Linked DNA regions of Homo sapiens: region 2 is linked to region 1. The links are chromatin loops, found by intact Hi-C in ENCODE. Cell type or tissue: heart left ventricle. All regions are shown on one strand.

What was found. A loop is a pair of places that touch in the nucleus more often than their neighbours do. Peaks named below come from ENCODE experiments on the same cell type or tissue, not always from the same donor. Only the 100,000 strongest peaks of a DNase experiment are listed, where the experiment ranks them.
Region 2: it touches region 1 in a loop (7-fold over the local background); 49 of 110 quality-filtered maps call a loop at or near these places.

The regions. Positions count from the first base shown.
Region 1 is chr12:51,978,627-51,983,626 of GRCh38, reverse strand. ACVR1B (activin A receptor type 1B) reads right to left here. Exons shown (of 9, transcript NM_004302.5): 4 at 2,428-2,658. Among named protein-coding and RNA genes, the nearest start is that of TAMALIN, 26 kb to the left of the region's middle. RefSeq lists enhancers at 2,847-2,896, 2,907-2,956. In heart left ventricle, CTCF peaks have their summits at 797, 2,884 and 3,090 (motif pointing right); a DNase peak (open chromatin) is centred at 3,106.
Region 2 is chr12:51,925,004-51,930,003 of GRCh38, reverse strand. No RefSeq gene overlaps it. Among named protein-coding and RNA genes, the nearest start is that of ACVRL1, 20 kb to the right of the region's middle. In heart left ventricle, a CTCF peak has its summit at 3,056; no DNase peak of the experiment used is centred here; H3K27ac peaks cover 1,852 bases.

The DNA of each region.
Region 1 (5,000 bases):
GACTTGCTCATCTGCACGGGAGAACCACAATGAGCTGGATCTACCACCACCAAACAGGAAAGCCTTGGAGGGCCTCCTGTGTCCCAGCGACCCTCTGAACACAGCCCAAACACAGCACCTGTCTCATCTGTAATGTTTCTTTTCAGTCTGTTGTTCTTACCAGGCTATGATATCTCTGTGAGTAGGAAAGATCTCCTTTATGGATTATTGGATTCCAGGCCAAAAAATGCTTTTCAGTGCATGAATAGACCACTTCCAAGTATTCCCAGAAAGGCATCTCATCCTTCAGAGGAGCAATGGAAGGTAGAGTGCATACACTTTATTTTCTCTTTTACACTAGGGACAGCAGGAAGGAGGAGAGCAGGAGGAGGGAGAAAAAGAAACACCAAAGCCAGGAATCGAATTAAGCCATGCCGTTGTCAATTGGAAGACTGGAAATTGAGTTGAAATCTCCAAAATTCCAGGCTGGCGCTGATTCCAGGGCACCATACTATATATACCCCATGTTAAAAAGGCAAGAACGAGGGAGTCTGATTGTTTCCCTTCCCTGGCCTTAAGGTGGGTTTTGAAAGCCAGATCCCTACTCACACAAGCTGCCAGAATCAATAAAGGGATGGATCCTGGAAACACACACATCTTGGCTTCTCTTATCACAAACAAGGGGCCCACCCAACACACTGCTTCTCGCACTCTAACCAGCCCCAAAGTCCTGAGGACCCTGCTAACAAGTTCAAAGAGAAGACATGATTTGATCCTTTTAAAACATATAAGATTTAAATTTTATCAAAAGGTGATAGTTTTAAAAAGGAATAGCTTACTCAGTGGGAATAAAAATCTTGCTCTTCCCCTTCCTCCCTTGTATTGGAGTCTAAGGCTCCTCAGCTTGGGGGCAGCAGAGACCATTACAACTTCCCATGGCAATGTGAGGAATGAGCAGTCTGCTGTTGTTTCAGGAATGAAAAACAAATAGCATCTTCTGTAGGCTTTGTAGACACTAACTTCTAAATTGCACCATGCCACAGGAGCAAGTCATGTCACAACTGCTAGAGAGACCCTTCCACAATGTGAACCAGCCACTCACAGCATCCTCTCTGTGCTCCGGGTGCCACTACCTGTCCACGTGTCTGTCCCCTTCTTCCTGGGAGCTCTGTGAGGGGAGGGACTGTGTCTTGCTCTTATGTGTGATGGTCCAAGCAGCCAGCAGAGGTCTGGCCCACAGCAGTCAATAAATGTTATAGAATTAATGAATGAAATTTTAATTACTACCCACTATCTTCAGAATGGAATACAATCCTCTCAAAAAGGCCCCTCATAATCTGGCCTCTGCCTCCCTCTCCACCCACAGCCATCCAAGTTACTTGCTGGGCCCCAAACCTCACCTTTGCACATGTCTGCAGTGCTCTTCCCTGCAAGGAAGATTTTTCTTCCTGACCAGTTCTTGCCACCTTTGTCTCAACTGGGCTCAGGTGCGAGTCAGCCCCAATTTGTGCTCAACAGAACAACTCGTGTTTACCTCCTCTAATCACCCTTACTCGTCATCCTTTGCTAGTCAATGAGGTCCTCAAACATAGGGAGGTGCCTGGCACATAAGAGATTCAAAAACTAAAGCAATAAAAGGGAGAGGAAGAAGGAAAGAATCCTCAGGGACAGGACTGACCAAGAGCAGAGTCCGAAGGCGACACTTCGTGGACTACAGGCTTTTCTGTCGTTATCCTCCTTGCCAGGGTTGAGGCCGCAATTCCTCATCCTAGGGATTTTTTTTTTCTTTTTTTTTTTTTGAGACGGAGTCTCGCTCTGTCGCCCAGGCTGGAGTGCAGTGGCGCGACCTCAGCTCACTGCAACCTCCAGCTCACTGCAACCTCCGCCTCCTGGGTTCAAGCAATTCTCCTGCCTCAGCCTCCTGAATAGCTGGGATTACAGGTAGGTGTCACCGTGGCCAGCTCATTTTTGTATTTTTAGTAGAGATGGGGTTTTGCCATGTTGGCCAGGCTGGTCACAAACTCCTGACCTCAAGTGATCTGCCTGCCTCGGCCTCCCAAAGTGCTGGCATTACATGCGTGAGCCACCGCGCCCAGCCCATCCTAGTGATTTTCAAAATAAGCTTACGGGACCCCCTGCAGGAACTACAATGGAGGTGGGTTTGGGGGAGTGGAGAAAGAGAAATTGAGCAGGTAGGGTGAGGGGGTGTATCTTGTTTATCTGAGTAAGAACTGCTTGTTTATTTGCTTGATAACCTGGATTTTTGTATAACCTTTTCATGGAATAAAAGGCTCCACACTTTAAGGAAAGCATGGAAACCTTGACCTTACTCAAGTTTTCTTTCTACGGGTTACAATGATGAAGGCAAACAGAGCTGTGCACCCCATAGCTATGCACTTTCTCTAGCATCCTCTATCTGGGAATGCTGTATCCAAGCCCAGCCCTTACCTTTATTGTCAGCAGCAATAAATCCAAGGATGTTTTCATGGCGCAGCATGACCGTCTGGTATATCTCTGCTTCCCTGAACCAAGACCGTTCTTCACGAGAAGAGAATATTTTCACAGCCACATCACCACCCCTCCAGCGGCCCCGCCATACTTCCCCAAACCGACCCTTGCCAATAATCTCTTGTAAAACGATGGTTCGGGCCACTGTGCGCTGGACAAAGAGGGGTAACCCTGTGAACCAAAGAATAGGAAGAAACCTGACATTGCAAATTTGACAAATTTTCCAACTCCCACACTAATTGGCACAACGGAAACACCCTTAACATGGTGTCTTCATCCTACGCTGTCCATTAACCATGGAGAGCTGCTGCTGCCCATACACATTTCTAGGTAATCTACCAGAGGGCTGAGCCAGGCGGAGAGATGGGGAAAGAGTGAACACAAACAGGAAACGTGTATGATTAGCTACTCCTTATCTAGGCAATTTCTCCTCTCAGTAAGCACGGATGATAGATTTGAATGTAAATGTTTGACCAGATTTACCAACTCTTCAGCCAGCCACCTGTGGGCCGATCCACCCACATCTGCTTTATTTTGGTGGAGGAAGGAAAGAGGGCAGAGAACATGAAAGTGTGGGCTCATGTGCTGGGGGCCACCTTCTGGCTGTTCTGCTTATTAGCCACTAGAGGGCAGTGCTGTGCGGCCCATGGGTTCCCATCTCCAAAGAGAGCAATGCTCTGCTCACAAGCGAACTCCAGATGTAGAATGGAGGACCATCTATGTTTAGTCTAAGATTAACTTTACTGTCTTTATAAAACTCAACATTGCTTCATTTGACTCATTCAATGTATCTCTATATATCCAATCACCCTTACCATCACAAGTGACTCTTAACTGTCTTACTCCCACCCCCAATCAAATAATTAATACATTATTAATCCCTAGGTCTGGTAGATGGGAACTACCATTTACTGCATGCTTACTATGTATTAGGCTCCATGCTAAGGGCTTTACATAAATTATCTCACTTCCCCAAACCACCTGGAAGGTAAGGCGCTGTTATCATCCCCATTTTATAAACAAGAAAACTAAGGCTCAAAGAGGAGGTTATGTAATATTCAAATTCATACAAGCAGTAAGTGGCAAAGCAGGGCTTAAAATCTAGGACTGTCTGACTCTATAATCTATGCTTTTAATGACAACAGTATAGAACCACCAAAATGTTTCTCAAATTAGCCCCCGCCTCTCCATCTCCGTCCGCCTGTCCTACTTTTGGACCTTCTCTAAAAGACTTCCAACAGGTCTTTTGCCTCCCATCTCAGCCTGCTCTTGCCCTGTGCACCCACACACACCCCGCCTCACCCCACCCTTCCCAACAGAAGGCTGGTAGTGAATGAATTCATCCTCCACACCACTGCCAGAATTCCTTCCAAAGGAAAAAATGAACATTCATTTCCCACATGGAAACTTTCAGTAGAAGCCCCTTACCTAGAAGATAAAGGTCAGCCCTCAAGATCCTGTACACCTGGGGCAGCCTGACGTCCCCCTGCTTCCCCAGCACAAGCACATCATGCTGGTCTCCTCATCATAAAAGTTCTTTAAACATACAGTGGACCTTCATGCCTTTGTCTTTTTACTCAAGGTATTTTCATTGGCCTGGAATGTTCTTTGCCCTCTCGCCTCTCTTAAAAATTCCAACTCATTCTTCAAGACTCCTTTTTTTTTTTTTTTTTGAGATGGTGTCTCGCTCTGTCACCCAGGCTGGAATGCAATGGTATGATTTCGGCTCACTGCAACCTCCACCTCCTAGGTTCATGTGATTCTCCTGCCTCAGCCTTCTGAGTAGCTGGGATTACAGGTGCCCGCCACCACACCCAGATAATTTTTGTATTTTTAGTAGAGATGGGGGTTTCATCATGTTGGTCAGGCTGGTCTCGAACTCCTGACCTGAGGTGATCTACCCGCCTCGGCCTCCCAAAGTGCTGGGATTACAGGTGTGAGCCACCGTGCCTGGCCTTTTTTTTTTTTTTTTTTTTGAGACGGAGCTTTGCTCTTGCTGCCCAGGCTGGAGTGCAATGGCATGATCTGGGCTCACTGCAACCTCTGCCTCCCGGGTTCAAGCAATTCTCCTGCCTCAGCTTCCCAAGTAGCTGGAATTATAGGCGTGTGCCACTACACCCGGCTAATTTTTTGTATTTAGTAGAGACGAGGTTTCACCATGTTAGTCAGGCTGGTCTCAAACTTTTGACCTCATGTGATCTGCCCGGCCTCAAGACTCCTTTAAATGTGCCCTCCTCTGTGAGACTCTTCCCAACAATTCCTGTCTCTCTGATCCAATCCTGGGTCAGCCTTTTTTTTTTTTTTTTTTTTGAGACGGAGTCTCGCTCTGTTGCCCAGGCTGGAGTGCAGTGGCGTGATCTCGGCTCACTGCAAGCTCCGCCTCCCAGGTTCACACCATTCTCCTGCCTCAGCCTCTTGAGTACCTGGGACTACAGGCGCCGCCACCACGCCCGGCTAATTTTTTGTATTTTTAGTAGAGACAGGGTTTCACCATGTTAGCCAGGATGGTCTGG
Region 2 (5,000 bases), 54 kb after region 1:
AGGATTACAGGCGTGAGCCACCGGCGCCCGGCCAAGGGTCTTCTTTAAGTCTTTCCCCAACCTTGGGTCACAAGGATGTTCTCTTACACTTTCTTTTACTAGCCTTATAGTGTGGCCTTTTACACTTTGGTCCTTAATCCATGTGGAGTCCATCTTTGTAGACGATGTAAGGGAGAGTCCCAACTGCATTTTCTATCTGAACAGTGTTCCAGTATTTCCAACACTATCTAAAAAATCTGGCCTTTCTTCCCCATATTTTAACAGCTTTATTAAGATATAATTTACATACCATACAATTCATCCATTTAAAGCACATAATTCAATGACTTTCAGTATATTCACAGAACTGTAAAACCATGATCACAGTCCATTTTAGAACATTTTCATCACCCCCTCACAAAACCCTGTATTTTTTAGCCATCATCTTCACTTTTTTTCTTTTTTTTTTTGAGACAGGGTCTCACTCCATAGCCCAGGCTGGAGTACAGTGGTGTGATCTCAGCTCACCGCAACCTCTGCCTCCCAGGTTCAAGCAATTCTTGTGCCTCAGCCTCCTGAGTAGCTAGGATTACAGGTGTGCGCCACCACGCCTGGCTAATTTTTGTATTTGCAGTAGAGACAGGGTTTCACCATGTTGACCAGGCTGATCTCAAACTCCTGACCTCAGGTGATCTGCCTGCCTTAGCCTCCCAAAGTGCTGGGATTACAGGCGTGAGCCACAACGCCCAGCCTTCACTAATTTCTGATGCAACCTTTATCACATAACAGTTTTCAGATGCATATGGATTTGTTTCTGAGTTCTTTGTTTTTTGTTTTTTTGTTTTTAAGATAGGATCTCACTGTCACCCAGGCTGGAGTGAAGTGGTGTGATCATGGCTCACTGGAGCCCTAGACTCCCACCCGACCAGCGGGCTCAAGCAATCCTCCCGTCTCAGCCTCCTGAGAAGCTGGGACCACAGGCATGTGCCACCATGCCTGGGTAATTTTTTATTTTTTATAGAGACAGGGTCTTGCGATGTTACCCAGGCTGGTCTTGAACTCCTGGGCTCAAGCAATCCTCCTGCCTCAGCCTCCCAAAGTACTGGGATTACAGACATGAGCCACTGCGCCTGGGTGTTCCTGGGTTCTGTTTCGTTTTGTTTTGTTTTGTTTTTCAGACAGAGTTTTGCTCTTCCACCCAGGCTGGAATGATGTAGCATGATCTCTGCTCACTGCAACCTCCACCCTCCAGGTTCAAGCGATTCTCCTGCCTCAGCCTCCCGAGTAGCTGGGATTATAGGCACCCGCCCCCACGTCTGGCTAATTTTTGTATTTTTAATAGAGACGAGGTTTCACCATGTTGGCCAGGCTGGTCTCGAACTCCTGACCTCAGGTGATCCACCTGCCTTGGCCTCCCAAAGTGCTGGGATTACAGGCGTGAGAGACCGTGCCTGGCCTGTTCCTGGGTTCTTTAACATGTTCTACTTGTCTATTTGTCTACTTGTCTGGTACTATTCTATTTTTCTGTGACTTGTCTTATTGTCTTCTGGGGCAAGTCTCCCCCTTTGCACTTCTTCACAACTGACTTGGCCAAATTCACATTTCCTTTGACCCAGGAATTCCACTTTTTAGAATGTATCTTACAGAAATACTGGAATAAAGGAAAATAATGTATACACAAATTTATTCACTGCAGCCTTGCTTATAATGGCCCCAAACTGGAAAAAAACAAAACTTCCAAAAATAGGGGACTGGTACATTCAAAGAGTGGAATACTACACTGTTTTAATTTTCTGTAGGGACTAATTCTTTCTTTGCTGCCCAGGTTGGACTCAAACACCTCGGCCTCCCAAAGGGCTGGGATTATAGGCATGAGCCACCACACCCGGCCTTTATTTCTTTATTTTAATTTTTTTTTTTCATTCCCACACTACTCCAATGTAGATGCATTGGCTTTTGAATCATGTGAATGCATAACATAGTCAGAAAATAACCCAAAATAAAGAAAATTGACTTAGTTATTCATGAACTTATACTCTTCCATATAAATTTAGAATAAATTTGTCGAATTACTAAAACAACAGGTAGGCTAGGCGTGGTAGCTTGCACCTGTAATCCTAGCTACTCGGGAGGCCCAGGTGGGAGGATGACTTGAGGCTGGGAGTTTGAGGCCAGTCTGAGCAACATCTGAGTAAGACTTCTATCTCTAAAAAAAATTAAAAGTAAAAAAAATTAGCCAGGATGGTGACATGCACCTGTAGTCTCAGCTACCCAGGAGGCTGTCTCAGGAGGATTGTTTGAGCCTAGGAGCCTGTGACCGGCCTAGGTGATATAGCAAGATCCTGCCTCAAAATAAATAAATAAGTAAGTAAGTAAAATCCAACAAAACAGCTGGAATTTTGTTTTTGTTTTGTTTTGTTTTATTTTTTGAGACAGAATCTCACTCTGTCTCCCAGGCTGGAGTACAGTGGTGTGATCTCAGCTCACTGCAACCTCCGCCTCCCAGGTTCAAGCAATTTTCCCACCCCAACCTCCAGAGTAGCTGGGATGACAAGTGCCCACCACCGCGCCTGGCTAATTTTTTGTATCTTTAGTAGACATGAGGTTTCACCATGTTGGCCAGGCTGGTCTCAAACTCCTGGCCTCAAGTGATCTGCCCGCCTCAGCCTCCCAAAGTTCTAGGATTACAGGAGTGAGCCACTGGACCAGGGTAGAACAGCTGGAATTTTGACTTGGATAAAACCCTTTGCTCTTTACTCCTCTGCTCCTTCCACCAAGTGTCAAAAATGCAATGAGAGATGTGAGGGCCTGAAACCAGGATAAGGCCCTAGCTGGGTGGCAACCAGGACTGGAAAACAGTTAAATCAAGAAAATCTCCAAGTTGTATATGCTGGCTGTTGTTTTTCTGTTAAATGCTGGCCACTTAGAACCATCTATTCCACTTTTCTGTGTTTGTCTTACTGTTTTATTAAGGAGTTGCATCTCTGGAGAAGAGGAAGAAAGAATCATTGAATATAAAATCTTTAAAACATCTGTCCATGAGCAATGACTACTTAAAACACCAGTGGCAGGCCTCATCACCCACCTGGTGGCAGGTTATCTCAACTGCAGGCCCAGCGCTTTAGGACAACTACCTTTGTCAAGTTGAACTTACAAATCCAACACAAGAAGGGTGGTAGGGCCTGCCTCGAAAACTTGTTTGCTTTGTTTATTTTTCTAAACATCAGTTCAGCCTCTTGGCCTGAAGGATCATAGATTCCAAATTAGTAGACTCAAAATTAATGAGATTTTCCAGTAACAAGCTTGAGACTAAAATTAAGGAAAATGCACTAATTATAGACTATCTAGCCACCTAACCACCACTTGGATCCAAGCCTCTGGGAGGAGAGGAGGAGGGAAGAGGACGGTCCTCGATTAGACCTGCACTGGACTGTCCTTCCTCTAGGTGCTGCTGCCCATTTCCCTGGCCTGGGGCCTCCCAGCACCCAGTGCTTACTGCCTCAGGGCTCCCATCCTGACCCAGGCCAAGCTGGGTCCCTCTTCTGAGACCTGTGTAAGCCTTCAGGCCAAATTCCTGGAGACTATCAAATAGGGCCCATGGTGGAGGTAGGGGAATCCTTTCTCCTCAGTTCTGGGAAGTGGTATGAGGTGGGGGTGTGGAGTGGGCGGTTCTGGGAGAAGGAAGAGGGGTAGAAAAGGCAGACAAAATGCCCATTATACCCAAGCCTGTCGATTTCCTTTTTTCATGTCTTTATCAGTGTTTGTGACGGAGCTTCTTATCAACAGGAAACGCCTGCCTGAGGGGATGAGGCAGGTCCTGGGGGCTGGACATGGGACAGGGAATTCTGGGTAGTGCGTGGCGGCTGGGCAGCCAGACCAAGTGGTCTCCCCTTTCCCAGGACCCAGTAAGGTTCTCAGGCTCTTTGCCTTGGCATCTGGTGGATCCTTTGATGTACACAGGAAGACAGCACACCAGACATGCCCCAAAGCCAGAGTGTCTACAGGAGGGAGCCCTGGGTGGGGCTCCAGCCCTGACCCTCTGTGATCAAGGAAGGTTGCCAAACAGCTCAAGCTATAATATAGGAATTGTCTTTGCCCCTAGTCTCCACCAATCACCAATCCCCCTCCTTTCCAGATGAGGAGGCCGAGCAACTGGCCAAGGTCCCAGATAACTTAGTGACAGTCACCTCAACTGGCCCTTGTAAGTCTGTTTCTGCATCTGAGCCCTCAGAGGCTGGTGTGTGTGTCGAGCATCCAGGCCTGGGACAATGAGGTACTTGGTACAGACCTCTAGATGAAGAAGAGGAGGGGACTCCAGCACTGACTGACCTCCTACTGTGTGCCAGGTGCTCCAAAAATATTGATCATGAGACTATGATCCTTATCTCTCAGATAAGGCTCCCAGGAGAGGAACAGACTGCAGGTCAGATTTCCCAAGAGGTGAAGATCTAATCTTAGCGCTGAAAATAAATGCCCATGAGGGATGTCTGGGCCAAGCAAGGCTTTATGGGTGGCTGAAAGAAACAGGTTTATCTATCTAGACATCTTTCTTCAAACTGTCAGAAGACTGAATAGAGAAACAGGAACTGGCTGTTCTCCTGGTAGGAGAGGTGGGAAGGGTTTGTGCAGAACAGCAGATGGGTTACCTGACTTCCCATTCCTTACCCTCTTCCTATCAGTTGACCCTGAGCAACCAGATTCTGTTTCTGGTGATGCTGGTAATAAGGAAATTCCCTTGATTTCCCTGCCCATGTGTCTCCCTGGACAACCCCATTCTCCCCCTGCCTCACCATTCGCTCCTGCAGCTGGGGATGTAGGTCAGTAAGAGTGGGTGGGTGAGAAAGAACAGAGAAGAGACTCATCCAGACATGACACCCTGTAGGGCAGCAGTGACAACACTTTAACCTGAAAACTGCCTGAAAATAGACTGTGTGTCTATGACATTATGCAAATCATATGCAAAGTCAAGAAGCCCTCTGTCTCTATTTCGAGCAAACTGAATGTGGCCCTGGTGGAAGCAG